Regions from separate parts of the Homo sapiens genome. Here region 2 is linked to region 1. The links are chromatin loops, found by intact Hi-C in ENCODE. Cell type or tissue: B cell. All regions are shown on one strand. Each heading gives the region's core, and the rest is flanking DNA. Links, peaks and the distances in the headings are about the cores only. Region 1 overlaps GAS7 (growth arrest specific 7). Region 2 overlaps GAS7 (growth arrest specific 7).

Region 1 (10,066 bases), core at 2,221-7,220:
GGCAGCCTCTCCGGGAAATGGGGCTGAGGCAAGTCGCTAGCCCAGGGCCAGTGTTCTGGGCACCCCAGCGGAGGTTCCTGTGGCTTTGCTCATTGCTGTTCTTTCACAAAGAACCCACTACATTGCATAGTTCCTTCCAAATCCGCTCCAGTGCTTGCTGGGAAATTAACAACTTGTTCTGGACTTTCCAGATGCAATGTTTCTGGAGGCCTTTCTTTTTTTCCCACTCTCCCTCTTTTTCCCCTTTCTCAGCTAAAAAACGTTGGCTGAGGTCACAACAAACAATGGCCAAGCTTGTGTCACTGAGCAGATGCCTCCCACCCCCAGGCCTGTGGACAAGGGCAGCTTTGTCCACTGTGTTTTAGGCGGGACTTCCTGGGCCTGCCCAAGCCCTGCTGGAGAATGTTTTGGCCAACTTCCTCCCAACCCTAAGTCACAGCTCTGGTCCTGGCCCCGGCCCCGGCCCCAGCTGTGTGAACCCAAGGCCAGATAAAAACCAACATAAAAAGAACGGAGAATGTTCCCCCAAAGAACCACTGTGTGGAAAGCTGGTGCCTCCAGAGGGGCGAGATGAAGGTCTCTTGCCTTCACTCTGCCCTCGCCACCATCAAACCTGGACAGATAACGAACAAAGACAGGCTCATGTGAGGTCTCCACTGAAAGGGGCCTGAGGATCACAAAGTCATTAGTTACAAGTGGAGAAAGGATTGGACCCCAAGAGCAATACTGCAGCCACCAACTAAATGAGCTTGGGCAGGGCTTGGATCCTTCATGAATATATCCTATCACTCCGTTTAGAAAGGTTTTTGGAGCAGCTGACTATTTAGCACTCAAAATGCCGCATATTTCTGTGTTTGCTTTCAGATGCAAACCTTTGGGGTTTTAGGAACTGATTCTTTATATAGAATTAAATATGGTTTTCTAGAGAAACCAAGATCCTGAGGACCGAGTGGTTCCCTATTAAGCAAATGGATAAACTTATTTATGAAGAGGTTTCAATGCCAGCTCCTTGGGTCGGGGGAAGAAAATAAGTACAATCGTCTAAGGATGGAGTCAGACCAGAGCTAAGCTGTTGTTTTACTACATACTAGCTCCAAGACCCTGGGCAACGGCTCCAGCTTCAATTTCTCCAAGTGTAAAATGCAGATGATCACAGTATCTTTCTCAAAAGATTGCTGTGAGAGATTAAAGGGGGTGGGGGTGGGGCATCCATGTAAACATTTCACCTAGTGGACGAAGTAAATGCTCAATGAAAGCTAGGATTTTTGTTGTTACTATCACCAGTGGCTGAAAGGTAGGCACTGCAGTTACCCCGGGTCCAAAAAGAGTCCAGACTGAACAATAAAAAGCAAACAGCCCAATTTAAAAAAATGAGCAAAAGATATTCCTCCAAAGAAGATATAAAAATGACCAATAAGCACATTTAAAGATGCTCAATATCACTAATCATGAGGGAAATGCAAATCAAAACTACAGTGAGATATTAGCTCACACCCATTAGGACAGGTTCTTAAAAAAAAAAAACCAGACAAGGCCAGGCACAATGGCTCATGCCTGTAATCCCAGCACTGTGGGAGGCCAAGACGGGTGGATCACTTGAGGCCAGGAGTTCAAGACCAACCCGGCCAACGTGGTGATACCCCGTCTCTACTAAAAATACAAAAATTAGCCAGTCGTGGTGGTGTATACCTGTAGTCCCAGCTACTTGGGAGGCTGAGGCAGGAGAATCCAGGAGGCGGAGGGTGCAGTGAGCTAGGATCACACCACTCTCACTCCAGCCTGGGCAACGGAGCAAGGCTCTGTCTCAAAACAAACAAATAAACAAATATCAACAAAACAGAAAAGAACAGGTACTAGTAAGGATTGAGAACTGTTGGAACCCTTGTGCCCTTCTGGTGGGAATGTAAAATAGTACAGCCCCTGTGGAAAATAGTGTGTTAATTCTTCAAAAAAATTAAACAAAGAATTGCCATATGGTCCAGCAATTCCATTAATAGGTATATACCAAAAAGAACTGAAAGCAGAGTCCTGAAGGGAGGGTCTTGCTGCCTGTTCATGGCAACATTATTCACAAGAGCCAGAAGGTGGAAACAATGCAAGTCGTAGTAAAATAAACACAATAGAATATTACTCAGCCTTAAGAAGGAAGGAATTTTTTTTTTTTTTTTTTTTTTGAGACGAAGTCTTGCTCTGTCACCCAAGCTGGAGTGCAGTGGCGCAATCTCGGCTCACTGCAAGCTCCGCCTCCTGGGTTCAAGCGATTCTCCTGCTTCAGCCTCCCAAGTAGCTGGGACTACAGGTGCGCACCACCATGCCTGGCTAATTGGAAGGAAATTTTGACATATGCAACCATGTGGATGGACCTTAAGGACATTATGCTCAGTGCAACAGCCAGACACAAAGGGACAAATACCATTTGCTTCACTTCTATGAGGCACCTAGAGAAGTCAAATTAATAGCGACAGGTTGCAGAATGGAGGTGACCAGGTGCTGTGGGCAGGGAATGATGGGAAGTTTGTGTTTAATGGGTCCAGAGTGTCACTGGTGCAAGATGGAAGCATTCTGGAGATTAATGGTGGTGATGATGGCTGCACAAACACGTGGGTATACTCAAAGCCACTGAACTATACATTTAAAACTGATGGAGATGGTGGATTTCATGTCATGCATATTTTGCCATGATTAAAAAAAAAAAGCCCCCAAGACCCACAGAGATAGTTTAGATCAAAAGACCCTGTGACCCATAAGCCGCTTCATGAGATACACCACCTCAGGCTCTCCATGTACACCCAGAGGGAAGCTGCCCCAGCCTCTTGGCAATGGTGAAGAGAAAGCCCACCTAGAAGATGAGGGTGGGACCAGGGACGGTGGCTCACGTCTGTAATCCCAACACTTTGGAAGGCTGAGGTAGGTGGATCATTTGAGGTCAGGAGTTCGAGACCAGCCTGGCCAACATGGCGAAAACCCATCTCTACTAAAAATACAAAAAATTGGCTAGGCATGGTGGCGGGCGCCTGTAATCCCAGCTACTCAGGAGGCTGAGGCAGGAGAATTACTTGAACCCGGGAGGCAGAGGTTGTAGTGAGCCAAGATCATGCCACTGCACTCCAACCTGGACGTCAGAGTGAGACCCTGTCTCAAAAATAAATAAATAAATAAAGACGACGAGGCTGGCCACCTATAGCAGGACTCACTCACCATGGCTCGTCTTGCGTTCAATCTTGGGGAGACCGAGGTGACACAGCCAGCATCCTAATGTCAATCGAGGGATTTTCCGTTTAGGGGTGTGGCACCCTCTGGGGCTCCCAGAGGGGGTGACAATGTGCCTTTCCCTTGGACATATCAATTCCTTCTGTGTCCGCATCCCACCTTCCTGGTCTTTTCTCTTACATGCCTGACAGCAGGGCCCATCTCTTCCTTCCTAAAGTTACTGACGTGGCTGCTGGGGGGACTCTTCCTCCCTCTCTAATTGCTGGGTTTCAATCTGCTGCAGGAGTGGCTGTGAGGATCTTGTACTGAGCACTCACTTTGGACCAGGCGCTGTTCTATGCTTCACATGTTTCATGTCACTTAATCCCTCTAACAAACCAAAAAGGAAAATTCTATGATCGCCCTCATTTAACAGAGGAAAACAGAGGCTCCTGCGAGAGATTGGGCAGGATGGGTCAGAAGAACAAGCCACAGGGGCAATATTCTAGGCCATGGGGCCAGCCTGAGCCAAGGTGAGAGAGAAACCGTGTGGGTAGAGGCTGTGGGGGAAAAGCAGGTGGATCCATTCATTAGAGTTTAAGAGGCATGGGAGGTGAGAAATATAGTAGTGAAGGATGGCATCAGATCATGGGAGGCCATGAGGACACCAAGAACTAAGAAATTTCGATTCTATAAAGGAGAAGAAACCATCAGTGGATTCTGAGCCAGGGAGAAGTCACAATCAGGGCTGTGCTTTGTAGAAATCATCATGATACCAGGGTATAAAAAGGTCAAATGTGAGGGAGAAACTAGAGGGAGGAAACCGGCTATAGAATCCCCCCCACCTTCTTTCTCTCTCCCCCCTCTCACCCATCATAAAAACAAGAGAAAGGCAATGCTCAAGCCTACACTTGCAAAATGGTCCCAAACCAGCCATGAAGAGGAGGCAAGAGCATCACATCCAGCGGTGGGGAGTCCCCCACCGGCAGCTGAGTTATTTGCATCTTCTCTCTGCAGTGTGGGAGGAGAGGCCGGGTGACGAATCCACACACTCGCTTTTGAGGTCAGACATGCTACAGAAATAGACAGGACCAAGATACTTTTCTGTTCTTGGAGATGGGCTCTCACCCATAAGAAGGTAAAAGCGGGCCGGGCACGGTGGCTCACACCTGTAATCCCAACACTTTGGGAGGCCGAGGCAGGTGGATGACCTGAGGTCAGGAGTTTGAGACTAGCATGGCCAACATGGCAAAACCCCACCTCTACTAAAAATACAAAAATTAGCCAGGCGTGGTGGTGTGCGCCTGTAATCCCAGCTACCAGGGAGGCTGAGACAGGAGAATTGCTTGAACTCAGGAGGCAGAGGTTGCAGTGAGCCAAGATCGTGCAGCTGCACTCCGGCCTGAGTGACAGAGCAAGACTGCCTAAAAAAAAAAAAAAAAAAGAAGAAGGTAAAAGCAAAACTTCATTTGAACCTAGATGGCCAAGACCTTCACCTTCAGTCCTTACAGGTTTGTGAAATTAAAATGGCCATGAAAGCTTTCATAGCCTGTGACTCCTCAGTTTTGTAACAGCAAAGAGGGGACAGTTTTGATGCTGTTAAACATTAACAGCCGTCTCCGACACCACTTTGACATTGCATCACACAGACGAACAGATACAATCACAGACAACAATGCATCACTCCAGGCAACACACAGAAATCACTGTCATTGCAAATCCCAGTAGGGCCCCCAGCCAAGGGCAAGGGACCTTTCCGGGCCATTACAAACCAGGAGGCTGATCTGCTGTGGCCTGACCTCAGCAGAACACACTAGTCCTGCAGACATTTAATTCTTTAGGATTCCCCAAAGTTAATCTCTCAGAGTATGGAAGACTCACGAATACATTCTAAGGGTTTACTGTTTGGGTTCATCCTAGCATCTCAATCCAGAAGTCACTTTGGTTTTCCTTTATTAACCATCCTTAGTGATTAGCGTTGGCCGTGAAAAACACGCTACTGGTCTCTCCTTGTGGCCTCTGCAAATAGATAGGTTGCTACATATGAAGCCACACACACGAACGGCAGACAGCAGAGAATCCGTGATCCCAAAGCAAAAAGACTGATGATATTTCCACCAACCTGAGTTTTCCTGAGTTCAACGGCATCAGATAAGACCAACCCTCTTATTATTTTTTTCGTTTCAGTCAAGTTGAAAACTGTCAACCAAAATAGGCCTTATTTGCTGTAGGCCCTTGTCCTCTGTAGGATGAATTGGGTTGTCTTAAAATGATAATTAATAGGCCGAGCACGGTGGCTCATGCCTGTAATCCTAGCACGTTGGGAAGCCAAGACGGGCAGATCATGAGGTCACGAGTTCAAAACCAGCCTGGCCAATATTGTGAAATCCTGTCTCTATTAAAAATACGAAAATTAGCTGGGCGTGGTGGCACGTGCCTGTAGTCCCAGCTACTTGGGAAGCTGAGGCAGTAGAATCACTTGAACCTGGGAGGCAGAGGTTGCAGTGAGCTGAGATAGTGCCACCGCACTCCGGCCTGGGTGACAGAGCGAGACTCCGTCAAAAAAAAAAAAAAAAAAAAAAAGATAATTAATAAGAAAACACATCTGGGTAGGGTGATGACTCACTTTTGTAACTGCTTCACAGTCATGAACGGAAAAATTATTCATCAGCCCAAGCAGTCTCTAGGGTACAGGGTCTCAGGGACGCCCCCTTCCTCCATACGTGGCCCCCTGTCTGCATGATCAATCAACCAACTAATAGTTACTAACTACCCTTTCCTGAATCCTGTGTGGGATGCAGGCAGGTATTGTATGTAGGACCTGACTCCTAAAATTCGGAAGCTAAGTCGCAAACATGGGCAAAAAAAAGGAATAAGTATCAAAGGAGTCTTCAACAGTGCCAAATGCTATGTGATAAGCTGGCAGACAATAAGAGCTTTCAGAATCCAGAGGAGGGCGAGGTCACTCTTGGCTGGGATGGTACAGGGAGGCTTCCCAAAAGATAAAGAACTTGCCTCACAGCAGGGATAAAAAACAAGGGCTTGACTGGAGCCCGAGGAACATGATGTACGAAGCAGAATAAGGTTTGATAAAGGACGGGACATAAGGAAATGAGAGACAGCGAAGTTGATTCGGAAGGAAATGACAGAAGTTCGAACCAGTAACTCGAAGAGATGTGGCTATGGTGACAGCCAGTTTAGGGGGATGCAGTAGAGTCTGTTGACCATGGATCCAAGTTCAAAGTGTTCGGTGGGGAGTAGGGGTGAGTCTGGCCCTTGGCACATGGAGCTGGAGCTGGAGGCATCTGCTCAGAGATGGTGGTGAGATCCTACAGGCTGACAAGGAGTTCACAGAGAAAGAAAGGACCTTGAGCTGAACCTTGGGGCATGCTCTTGCTTAAGCAGTGGGAGAAGAATTATTCTCCCCCAGCATGCCTCAGGCCCAATCCCTCCCTCTCCTGTGCCTTTCATTAGTGCATGCAACACCCCCAGGGCCCCTCTCCAAGACTTTCAAAGGCAAGAACCAGGTCTTCATCTTTTTCACCTCTAACCAGACTAGTGCTCAACACTCAGGGGCTACATGGGGAATGAACGATGTGAGTTCTGAGAATCAGGCAGAGAAACCAAATGAAGAGGGGGGATACAAGAAGAAATAAGTACAGCTGACCCTTGAACAACACGAGGGTTTAGAGGTGCTAACCCCCATCTCCCCATGTGGTTGAAAATCTGTACCTAACTTTTGACTCCCTCAAAAGTTAACTACTAACAACCTACTGCTGACTAGAAGCCTTAGCGATAACCTAAACAGTTGATAAACATGTATTCTGTATGTTATCCATATTACAGACTTTATTCCTAAAGTAAGCTAGAGAAAAATAAAATGTTAAGAAAATCATAAGGGGCCGGGCACAGTAGCTCACACCTATAATCCCAACACCTTGGGAGGCTGAAGTGGGAGGATGGCTTGAGCCCAGGAGTTCGAGACCAGCCTGGGCAGTCTGGTGAGTGAGAGCCCATCTCTACAAAAATAAGTGAAGATAAAAAATAAAAATAAATTAACCTGGCATGGTGCATGCCTGTAGACCCAGCTACTAGGCAGACTGAGGCAAGAGTATTCTTGAACCCTGGAAGTTGAGGCTGTAGTGAGCCAAGATTGCTCCACTGCACTCCAGCCTGGGCAACAGAGTGAGACCCTGTCTCTAAATAAATAAATAAAATCATAAGAAAGAGAAAATACACCTACAGTACTGTACTGTATTTACTGATGCCATAAGTTTACATCATCTGTTTAAAAGATGAAACCTTTGAAATGGTGGCAGCAGCAGCTGCAGACGTCAGTCTACGGTACCTGACAAGCAATTGAACTTTTTCTTGTAATGTCAGGACTTTTCTCTGCTTCTGGGGAATGCTTTCAGCATCACTAGTGGCACACTCTATGGGTCCCATGGTGTTATTCGAGGCTTATGGCATTGCACTAAACATGATGAAAAATACATAGAACAGTGAGGGCTTACATTTTACTGCGATACCCAATTTACTGGAGTGATGAACTGTTCATCCAGGGCTGATCAGCATCACATGACAAGCCGATGCTCTCAACACCTGAGCTCACTGCAATAACAACTAGGGGTGGCCATGAAGTTACTACAGTATATACTATGGCTAGTTTTATGCAGTTATGATTAATACTACATCTTTGCCTTTGTTTACATTTTGCTTAAATATGAATGGTGCCATACACAGTCTGAGTGTTTGTGTGGGTAAAATTTTAAAAATTTTAACTTTCTGTAGATTTGTATGTATTTTGTGGTAGTAAATGATAAACTAGTATCGAATATATTTTATGTATTCACGGCATGTCTAACATTTTCTAAATTTTTTTGGTATTTCTAGACTAGGTAGTCTGTCTTCAATTTTTTTCAAATTATCACAAATCTCCAAAAATATTTTCCAATATATTAATTGAAAAGAATCCACATATAAGTAGATCTGTGCAGTTCAAATCCATTGTCTGAGGGTCAACTGTAGTTAAGAGTGTCCGGCCAGGCGCGGTGGCTCACGCCTGTAATCCCAGCACTTTGGGAGGCCGAGGCGGGCGGATCATGAGGTCAGGAGATGGAGACCATCCTGGCTAACATGGTGAAACTCCATCTCTACTGAAAATACAAAAAATTAGCTGGGCATGGTGGTGGGCACCTGTAATCCCAGCTACTAGGGAGGCTGAGGCAGGAGAATCACTTCATCTTGGCAGTGAGCAGAGATCGTGCCACTGCACTCCAGCCCGGGCGACAGAGCGAGACTCCATCTCAAAAAAAAAAAAAAAAAAAAGTGTCCAAGTGAGATGCCAAAGAAAATGCTCGCTGAATACAGAAAGGGTGTGTCTCATTTATCTTGGAAAGAGAAATATGGAAGAGTGATGGGTGTAGACTTGGATCACAGGCACACAAGGACCTATGAGCATAGGATGCAAAGGGAAGCAAGATCTTTAGATAAGATGCCATTAAAGAAGAGAACAAGAAAGAGGACAGGCCATAGACTGTGGCTGGCTCCAGACCAAGGGCTGTGCTGGGCAGAGGGCTCCCGTGAGGTGACTGCAGCCAGTTTCTTGTACATATCATGGTAGAGTCCTAGGACCCTTATAAAATTTCTATGTGTCCCACCCCATAAAAGATTCCTAGTATTGGCCGGGTGTGGTGGCTCACGCCTGTAATCCCAGCATTTTGGGAGGCCGAGGCAGGTGGATCACCTGAAGTCAGGAGTTCAAGGCCAGCCTGGCCAACATGGTGAAACCCCGTCTCTACTAAAAATATAAAAATTAGCTGAGTGTGGTGGTGGTCGCCTGTAATCCCAGCTACTCAGCAGGCTGAGACAGGAGAATTGCTTGAACCCAGGAGACAGAGATTGCAGTGAGCTGAGATCGCGCCATTGCACTCCAGCCTAGGCGACAGAGTGAGACGCTATCTCAAAAAAAATTCCCAAGTATCAAGTGGACATATCAGAAACGGCACCCAGTTGAAAAGGCCTCCAAACAGCCCTGATTCTAAGAGATCCCACAGCTTGGTTTCCCCTTCCTGCAGTCATTCATATCCCACTGTGACACCTTGTTCCATCCATCACTGTGTACCAGCCGCACTATTATTTACTCAATATTTTTTTCGAACTGACTTATATCCCACTGAAATGTAGTCTGGCCCTAAGCAATAATATCTATGAAATCACAGATTTGATTTGGTTTCTTTCTACTACACACTAAAATAAATATAACTTTAAAACTGTCATCTCCACATGATCTAAAATTATCTCACGGATCCTTAGTTGGAAACTCAGCACACTTTGAGAAACACTGTCTCTGGCTACACATCAAGTCACCATGCAGCATCCACAAAGTGGTTCTGGAGATTCTTTTTTTTAATCCAGAAAACTGAACTTGAATTCTCTACTGACTACGTCCCCACAACGACAGGAACACGGTACCCGGCGTGTGACTGAATCTCTGGGAGATTAAGGGCATGGCAAAAGGAGATGCAGGGGACTTCCCTGTAAGAAGCATCTGACAGCTGCCCCAGGACACTGCCTATCAAACCAGCAATAAGAGGAAAAGAACAGGAAATAACTCATCCAATCTTAAAAACAAAATCCAAAAATGACAAACAGAATCGGAGGAAAAAAAAAAAAACTCGAGAACCATGAGGCCAATGAAGGAAATGCAGAAAATCTTGCAAACCGCTGGGCGCGGTGGCTCACACCTGTCATCCCAGCACACTGCCCGCCTCGGCGGGCAGATCATGAGGTCAGGAGTTCCAGACCAGCCTGGCCAATATAGTGAAACCTCGTCTCTACTAAAAATACAAAAATTAGCCAGGCTTGATGGCGGGCA
Region 2 (10,066 bases), core at 3,407-8,406, 110 kb after region 1:
CCCAGGCCCTCTGAACCAGCAGACCCTTGTCATGGATCAGGTCCTGCGCTGATGGACCTTGAGAGAATGGTGGCTACAGAGGACAAATCCAGAAAAGGCATCCACACACATGCAAGAAGGCAGAGGAAGCATCTGGTTCTCCCCAAACTCGGGGGTAAAACTGTCCACATCGAGCACCAAGGCACCCTGAACTTCCACAGAACCAAGTTAGATAATCCCAGAACTTTGAGGTATCTGGGCCCAAAACTAGTATTAAATTGAAGGCGCAGATAAGAAATGGAATGTTTTCACTTTTTATAGCCCAGTGTGCCCAACCAGTCCATCAAACCCACCTTCTTCCCGGGGCAACCCTAGAAAAGATGTCTCACTCAAAGACAGCCCTGGAGAGCAAGTCCTGGCCAAGTTTTCCCAATTATGACTGCATTTCACATCTTTCTTTACAAGGCAAAGTCCCCGCAAGAGTCAGGGAGTGAATCCTCCAGAGCCTCGCCACTTAGTGTGGACCACAGACCAGCAGCACCAGAATCACCTGGGAACTTGCCAGAAGTACAGTTGTTCAAGCCCCACTCCAAACCTACTGAACCAGCAGCTCTGGGAGGAGGCCCAGCAATCAGGGTTTAAACACTCCCTCCAGGAGACTGTGATGCTCTCTCAGCTTGGACGCTTTCAAAACTGACCACCTCAGTATGAAACAGGCTAAACCATGCTCAAGGGTTAACAGCGTAAAGATCTCTGGCCGGGCGCGGTGGCTCACACCTGTAATCCCAGCACTTTGGGAGGCCGAGGCGGGCGGATCACGAGGTCAAGAGATCGAGACCATCCTGGCTAACACGGTGAAACCCCATCTCTACTAAAAATACAAAAAATTAGCCGGGCGTGGTGGCGGGTGCCTGTAGTCCCAGCTACTCGGGAGGCTGAGGCAGAATGGCATAAACCCGGGAGGCGGAGTTTGTAGTGAGCTGAGATCGCGCCAGAGCGAGACTCCGTCTCATAAAAAAAACGATCTCTGTCTTCCTGTAGTTAGACAATAAAAATTCCTTCATTTAGGACCTACTGTCTCTGAATCTGTACTCCTGTGGGCATTCGAAATTGAGATTTACCTATTAAGTCAAGAATTACAGTAAGCAAGAAAGAAGCCAAAAGCCCTCTTCAAATGCTTAGTCACATGGTTTGCCATTTTTTTTAATATGTTAATTACAAACTACTGATCCATACCTACTCAATTAGCTTTTAAGCACTGAAAAGTACTTTGTTCAACATACTTGCACATATTCCACTGTGTGCCTGGTTTATGGCTTTTGAATAAACAAATAGGTGTTTTCATACTTCCAGGCAAAGCCAGCAGTGGGGCTTGGGTGGGGGCAGAGGGTGGCGTGTATGTGTCTGCGTGTTTAATCACAGCGAAGTATAATACACAACTGCCTCTCTGAAATTTACAAAAATGCTCAGACAACCTCAATTAAGCTGATTTCTAAAATACGCAGACAAAAGGAAACATCCTCAAAGTTTCTGTAAACGGTTTTTGAGCCCACAGCTGAGCCTCTCCACCAGTCTGGAATTTACTAGCTACTCAAAATAACAGGAACATCCTAATATTGCCTCTTACAGCTCAAAAGTAAGGCTTTTAGATCAGCCAAGGGGGCTAAGAAACCTCACATGCATGAACACAGAAAATACACTTGTAAAAATATACTGGGCAAGTGGGCTTGTACACACGTGTTGGGATCAAGGGTACAACACGGCATTTCTCTCTCATGCCAAAGATCCAAATATGATGTTTATCGAAGCTTCCCAAAGCCAAGCTCAAACTCTATTAATGTGAATCTTGGGGGAAAAAATCAGAGTACCTTTATCTAGATTTTTTAAAACGGTGTGAACACTGCCAAGAGCTCATAATAAAAAGAGTACAGAACTCCAAGTCAAAAGGTCTGAATGCCAAGTCTGTCTTTTACCAACTGCCACTTCCTAACCTGGCCGCAAATCACAAATTCTGAACCTCCCATGTCCCCAGCTGAAAAATCAAGATGATGGAAATAGTAACTGCTTGTTGGAGCTCAAGGAGCTGCTGTGAGAGCCGATCATGTATCTCATGTGAGAGCACCTGAAAAATCATAAAGCACACGTGAACATCAATTATTGGCTAGCACAGGCATTTTTGATTTAGGAGCTTGAGAAAGAGGGAGTCAAAAAAAGAACACAGTTTTTTTGCACTTTTATGTTTCTTGGTTGTGTTCTGGTGTTGGAGGTTATTTTTGTGGGGTGAAAAGCTGCCTCGTTGGTTTCGGTTAACCTAGACCTTTCTTCACCTGCATCCCTTGGATAACTGTTTGCTGCTGGTTAAGAATCCTCTCTCAGTTAAGAGCCAGACGCAGCGGCTCACACCTGCAATCCCAGCACTTTGGGAGGTCATGGTGGGTGGATCACAAGGTCAGGAGATCAAGACCAGCATGGCCAATATGGTGAAACCCCGTCTCTACTAAAATTACAAAAAAAAAAAAAATTAGCCAGGCGTGGTGGTGCATGCCTGTAGTCCCAGCTACTCTGGAGGCTGAGACAGGAGAATTACTCGAACCCGGGAGGCGGAGGTTGCAGTGAGCCAAGATTGCACCACTGCACTCCAGCCTGGGCAACAGAGAAACACTCAAGAAAAAAAAAAAAAAAGGCCAGGCGCGGTGGCTCACGCCTGTAATCCCAGCACTCTGGGAGGCTGAGGTGGGCGGATCACGAGGTCAGGAGATCGAGACCATCCTGGCTAACACGGTGAAACCCCATCTCTACTAAAAATACAAGAATTAGCTGGGCATGGTGGCGGGTGCCTGCAGTCCCAGCTACTCCGGAGGCTGAGGCAGGAGAATGGCATGAACCTGGGAGGCGGAGCTTGCAGTGAGCAGAGATGGTGTCACTGCACTCCAACCTGGGCGACAGAGAAAGACTCCGCCTCAAAAAAAAAAAAAAAAAGAATCCTCTCTTGAACAGAACGGTATCAGGTCAACTGGATGATGAATAAATGATGGAGAACCCTGGCCCATATGATCCAATAAACCATCTTCCTGCTCCAGAAGGTTGCTGCAAGGCATGTCAGCCTAAATAGAAGAGGATCCATTTTTGTTCATTTTTATGTATTTATTTTGTTTTATTTATTCATTTATTTTGAAACAGAGTCTTGCTCTATCACCCAGACTGGAGTGCAGTGGTGCGATCTTGGCTCACTTCAACCTTCATCTCCTGGGTTTAAGCGATTCTGCTGCCTGAGCCTACAGAGTAGCTGGGATTACAGGTGCCCGCCACCATGCCCAACTAATTTTTGTATTTTTAGTAGAGACAGGGTTTTGCCACATTAGCCAGGCTGGTCCCAAACTCCTGACCTCAGTTGATCCACCCGCCTTGGCCTCCCAAAGTGCTGGGATTACAGACGTGAGCCACCGCGCCCGGCCCCATTTTGAAATAACATATCTCACCTTATAGAATTTTAGGATACTGCAGCCGAAGAACACAAAAACCAACTTATATTTTTGTGACTTTCCATCAATTCCATTTGAGGATTAGAGGTGGAAAAGAGGTAGAAACAGTTTGGCAGTTCTTTATTAAGCACAGAGTCCTCATACAATCTAGTAATTCCACTCCTAGCTAGAGACCCAAGAGAACTGAAAACATGTCCCACAAAAAAACTTGTACACCAATGTTTGTCACAGCATTATTCACAATAGCTAGAAAGTATAACCAATTCACATGTCCATCCACTGATGGACAGGTAAAACGTGGCATATCGGGATAATGGAATATTATTCAGCCATGAAAAGGAATGAAGTGCTGATGCATGTTACAATACAGATAAACCTCGAAAACATTACACTAAGTGAAATAAGCCAGACACAAAAGGCCAGATATCATGTAACATTATTCTGTTTCTATGAAATGCCTAGAATAGGCAAATCCACAGAGACAGAAATCGATTAGTAGTTGTTGGTTGTTAGGGGTAAGGAGATGGGGTGAATGGGGAGTGACAGCTAACAGGGAAGGGGTTTCTTTCTGAGGTGATGGAAGTGTTCTGCAGTTAGTGAATATATTAGAATACTACACAGTGAATATACTATAAACCACTGAACTGTATACTGTAGAGAGCTGAGTTTTACGTTATGTGAATAACATCTCAATAAAGAAAAAAATATTAACTATTTTTTAAAGACCTAGAAATAGTGGTTAACCAACTAATCAGGAATTAAAAGGGCAGCATACCAGGTGATGACTCATTCACCAACTCCCAAGAGGAAGTGTGGTTGTGACATTTACGTTGATTTCATCTGACCTCCAACCTCAAACCCCAGGCACTCTCTTGCACACTTCAACTTTCCGTTTTCCTTTCTCCCTTCCGCCCATTCCCCTTTGACTCTTTCCTTTTCTTCCTCTCCTTTTCTTCTCTTTCTTTCTTTCTCTCAACTGGTTAAGTACACACACACACACACACACACACACACACACACACAAAGTGTAAATGGATACAGTGAAGGTAGTGGGCTTTTGAAATGTAACTTTTCTCCTTGCCTATAGAAGTTGTTGAATGAACACCTATGAGAGGCAGCAAATTGGAGTCATCTGGACTCAGTAATGAGGCTGTTACATTTCTTTTTTTTTTTTTTTTAGACAGGGTCTCACTCTCTTGCCCAGACTGGAGTGCAGTGGCACGATCTCGGCTCACTGCAACCTCTGCCTCACAGGCTCAAGCAATTCTCCTGCCTCAGCCTCCCGAGTAGCTGGGATTACAGGCATGCATCACTACCGCCCAGCTAATTTTATATTTTTAATACAGACAGGGTTTCACCATGTTGGCCAGGCTGGTCTCGAACTCCTGACCTAAAATGCTCCACCCACCTCGGCCTCCCAAGCTGCTGGGATTACAGGCGTGAGCCACCGCACCTGGCCAAGGCTGTTAAATTTCATTCAATCCAGGCATCATCATGGTGTGACCATAAGTGAGCAAGTCACTTTACTTCTGTGCCTCAGTTTCCCCACCTGTAAAATGGGGACAATAGTAGAACCTAACGCATGAAGTTGTTGTTAGGATTAAAAAGAATAGAACAAAGCTTGACACCCAGCAAGTGCTCTACAAAAAAGTAGAAGCCTGTGAACTGAGGCTGGTTCTGAGGTTCCCTGGACCTGACTTAAAAGCATATTTCCAGATGTCAGACTTCTTCTTTTTTTAAGTTTGGTTATTTTTTTTTAGAGATGGGGTCTTGCTCTGTTGCCCAAGCTGATTTCAAACTCCTGGGCTCAAGTGGTTCTCCTGCCTCAGCCCTGCTAGTAGCTGGGACTATAGGCACAGGCCAACATACCAAGTTAAAGGGTTTCGTTTGCTTGTTTTTGTTTTTGTTTTTTTTTTAAATACTTGTCACTGATGAAGCTCAGATGAAGCCTCTTTTAAGTATTGTTTTCTAACAATACTGTTTTCTAACAAAACTGTCACATGTTCATTTTTCTTGGTGATATTTTATCTTGTTATTAAATATTATTCTACGTCATTTAATGACAGCATTTAATGTGATTATAAGAGTCTATCATCAATCTACGTACCTACCTACCATCTATCTATTTATTTACAGATAGGGCCTCACTCTGTCATCCAGGCTGGAGTGCAATGGCATGATCATGGCTCACTGCAACCTTGACATCCTTGGCTCAAGTGAGTCTCCCACCTAAGCCTCCTGAATAGCTAGGGCTACAGGTGTACACCACCATGCCCAGCTACTTTTTTTATTTTTTACAGAGAAAGGGTTTCCCTAATGTTGCCCAAGCTAGTCTTGAACTCCTGGCTTCAAGCGCTCCTCCTGCCTCGGCCTCCCAAAGTGCTAGGATTACAAGCACGAGCCACCATAACCCAACCTAAATAAAGTTTTCCAGTTTTGACTTTTACTTCTGACACCCTTTCAGTTTCCCTTTGTTAATGGAAGAAGAGAGAGAATCACTGCTGCATTCCAAAATGGAAGGAAAAGAGAGCCAGGACTTTCAGTTGCCAGTGGCAGAAATCCAATCCACAAGTTTAAGCCAACACAAAGGAGGATTTATCAGCATGCATCACTGGAGTTCAGTGATGCCTGGTTCCAGGGACTCACACAATGTCTACAGGACATCTTCTCTCACCTCTGACTGGCTGTCACGTGTAGGTGGACTCTGCCCCAACTAGAGAGCCACTGGTAACTTCCTCCCAACTTAGCAACGTATCTTGGTTGACAAGCCCCACCAAAGTCACATGGCGGGGTGAGAATAGGGAAGTTCCCCGAAAAGATGGGAGATAGAACATTATGACAGGCAGATCAAAACAGAAGCTGTACCAATCCACTTTAGTCAGCAATCGACTCCCCAAGAGAATCTTATTGAGGAACGATTCTGTGCTCAGCACCGTCTAAGGCATGCAGGCGGAACACAGAAGGATTCATCACAATACCTTGACTTTGTAAAGCATCACTTCCCAGTGAAGAATTGACTGTGCGTGCATTAGCTCTTAACCCTTAGAGTTCCCAGTACTTAGCTTAATTTCACACATGACAAAAGGAGACCCACCTAGACCGAGTGACTCATTCAAGGTCACACAGCCAAGATGTGACTCCAGATAGACATTCCCCCAGTCCAGTGCCTCGTCCACTGCTGCCGTGTGCAAGGGGCCATGTTAAACATGACGGTGGAGAGCAAGATGGCAGAGGAGGAGACGCAGCCTTCAAGGCCTCTCTATATTAACATAAATGCTCCAATCTGTCAATTCAGGGTGGCATGTGCAGGTGCCGCTTAGGTGCCTCCTCCCAAGGAAGACAAGGCCCTGAGAGCTGAAGATGAGCAAGAGTTTCTAGAGGAGGACTTTGCAGGATGCAGGGAGATGGTGAGGAGGGCCAGACAGGCCAAGCAAGGGTAGGTGCGTGGCCATTTCTTACACTTCTTCAGAAATCAATGAGAAACCTGGCTGGGCACAGTGGCTCACACCTGTAATACCCAGCACTTTGGGAGGCGGGTGGATTATCTGAGGTCAGGAATTTGAGACCAGCCTGACCAACATGGTAAAACCCCATCCCCACTAAAAATACAAAAAAAAAAAAAAAAAAAAATTAGCTGGGCATAGTGGCGGGCACCTGTAATCCCAGCTACTCAGGGTAGCTTAGGCAGGAGAATTGCTTGAACCCAGGAGGAGGAGGTTACACTGAGCCAAGATCACGCCATTACACTCCAGCCCAGGTGACACGGCAAGCCTCCGTCTCAAAAAAAAAACACTGGGCGTGGTGGCTCACGCCTGTAATCCCAGCACTTTGGGAGCCCGAGGTAGGCAGATCACGAGGTCAGGAATTCAAGACCAGCCTGGCCAAGAGACCAGCCTGGCCAATATGGTGAAACCCCATCTCTACTAAAAATACAAAAATTAGCCGGGTGTGGTGGCGGGTGCCTGTAACCCAGCTACTTGGGAGGCTGAGGCAGGAGAATTGCTTGTACCCAGGGGGCACAGGTTGCAGTGAGCTGAGATCATGCCACTGCACTCCAGCCTGGGTGACAGAGTGAGACTCTTTGACTCACAAAAAAAAAAAAAAAAAGAAATCAATGAGAAACCTGAAGCCTGACTGGCTGGAACAGAAGGAATCCGTAAGAAATGAGTAGAAGAATAAAATAATAATGTTTTTTAAATTAGTATTGTTCTTTTAAATTATTTACATGTATTAAATCATTCATTTACTTTTCCTATTTTATGAAATAAGTCCCACTATCATGCCCATTTTACAGATGAGGAAATTGATGTACCAAAAGGTTTGAGCAACTTCCTGCAGGTCAGAGTGACCAAGCAGGCCAGGTGAGGTGGCTCATGCCTGTAATCCCAGCATTTTGGGAGGCCAAGATGGGAGGATCACTTGAGGCCTGGAGTTCAAGACCGGCCTGGGCAACATAAAAAGATTCATCTCTATAAAAACAACAAGTTTTAAAATGTAATTTAGCTGGGTGTGGTGGTATGCACCTGTAGTCCCAGCTACTTGGAAGGTTGAGGCAGGAGGACTGCTTGAGCCCAGGAGTTTGAGGTAATAAACACAATAATAATGTAATCTGGATCTATAATTCCAAATAATTTCATCATGGGACATGGTAGAGAAAAGATAGAAAGGAAAGTAAAAATATGCTGAGACTCTTGCCTTTTTGGCAAATAGAATATAAATGCTGGTTAACTGTAGTCTTTGATTAAAATATATATTAAAATATACATATTAAAAATTCACACAGGCCAAACTGGGTCTGATGGCTCATGCCTGTAATCCAGACAGTTTGGGAGGCCGAGGCAGGAGGATCACTTGAGCTCAGGAGTTTAAGACCAGCCTGGGCAACATAGAGAGACCTTGTCTCTACAAGAAATAAAATTAAAAATTTAGCCAGGCATGGTAGCAAACATCTGTGGTCTCAGCTACTCAGGAGGCCAAGGTGGGAGGATTGCTTGAACCCAGGAGGTCGAGACTGCAGTTAGCAGTGATCATGCCACTGCACTCCAGCTTAGATGACAGGGTGAGGCCTTGTCTCAAGAAAAACAAAAAAAAAAAATTCACAGGCCAGGCATAGTGGCTGACGCTTGTAATCCCATCACTTTGGGAGGCTGAGGCCAGAGGATCACTTGAGGCCAGGAGTTTGAGACCAGCCAGGGCAGTATAGTGAGACTGCCGCCCAACCGCCCATCTCTATTTTTCAAAAAGAAAGAAAGAAAAACAGAGTGACTGAGCAGAGATTCAAAACTCAGTCCAAACCCACTGGTTTCCCTGTGCTCTTAACAACTGTATCATGCTGTCTATGGGTGATGCTCCCCAGCCAGCTAGAAAACACCTTCACTATAGGTGAAAAGTGGTGCTCACTGCACTGTGTTCAGGAAAAGTGTGTCCTGGAGAAACGCTTCATAAAGGTGGAGCTACCATTACCCCAATCCCCAACCCCAGGCTACACACACACACACACACACACACACACACACACACACACACAAAACCCATGTCCACAGTCTGCATGGGAACCTCCATCCCTAAATCCTACTAAACCAATAACTCTTTTTTTTTTTTTGAGACAAAGTCTCACTCTTGTCCCCCAGTCTGGAGTGCAGTGGCACGATCTCGGCTCACTGCGACCTCCGCCTCCCGGGTTCAAGCGATTCTCCTGTCTCAGCCTCCCGAGTACCTGGGATTACAGGTGCGTACCAACACACCCAGCTAATTTTTTGTATTTTAAGTAGAGATGGGGTTTCACCATGTTGGCCAGGCTGGTCTCGAACTCCTGACCTCAGGTGATCCACCCATCTCGGCCTCCCAAAGTGCTGGGATTACAGGTGTGAGCCACCGTGCCCGGCCACCAATAACTCTTTTTAAGACAAGAAATATTAAAGTAAAAACAATTCCTCTCCCTCCACTTCCCTTCTCCCAAGACTCTTCCTTCTGATAGCCATGTTTTCAGGCTCACCCCCAGCTCTGCCCTATTCAGAAACCAAAGGTCCTCATAAAAGTATTTGTAATAATGTGTGAATGACTCGTGAGCTTCAAATAACTGTCTCTGCAGCAAATGGCCAGCCTCCAAATAGAAGCTAGTTCAAGCCAGTTTCCTTGGCTCATTTCCCACCGCTATGTCAGGGATCAATTTAGACCATGGCCTCCCTCCCATTTTCTCTTCCCTGGCGGTACCATTCTTCTGGTCCTCCCACTCCCATCCCAAAACTGGTCCACTCAGTCCTCTCCTGTTCAGAGGCAGCCTTCATGACAGTGTCGGAGACCCTAAGGGTTAAATATACAGCAGTGGTTTAAAGTTTTACCTGTATTTACTCATTTGATCCTTAAAATAACCCTAAGAGACATGTATTATAATGGTCCTATTTCCAGATGAGAAATCTGAGATACAGAAAGGTTATGTAATCTGCCCAGGGACTCACAGCTAGTAAGTAGTACAGCTGGCATTGACACCCCGCACTCTCTGAACCACTATGCCACACAGGCATGGATGAGCAACCCTCACCAAGAGTCAGGTTCGAAGGGAATACATTCTCTTCCAACCATGCAACTGACTTCCTTACTTGTTC

The links. Peaks named below come from ENCODE experiments on the same cell type or tissue, not always from the same donor. Only the 100,000 strongest peaks of a DNase experiment are listed, where the experiment ranks them.
Region 2: a loop joins it to region 1, with 4 times the contacts of the local background. A loop is called at or near these places in 2 of 110 quality-filtered maps.

What each region holds. Positions count from the first base shown.
Region 1 is chr17:10,036,544-10,046,609 of GRCh38, forward strand. The region is part of intron 1 of GAS7 (growth arrest specific 7); the gene reads right to left. Among named protein-coding and RNA genes, the nearest start is that of RCVRN, 140 kb to the left of the region's middle. In B cell, for the core only: no CTCF peak of the experiment used is centred there; DNase peaks (open chromatin) are centred at 4,198 and 5,910.
Region 2 is chr17:10,145,969-10,156,034 of GRCh38, forward strand. All of the region lies in intron 1 of GAS7 (growth arrest specific 7), which reads right to left. Among named protein-coding and RNA genes, the nearest start is that of GAS7, 48 kb to the right of the region's middle. In B cell, for the core only: no CTCF peak of the experiment used is centred there; DNase peaks (open chromatin) are centred at 4,303, 5,203 and 6,223; H3K27ac peaks cover 3,038 bases.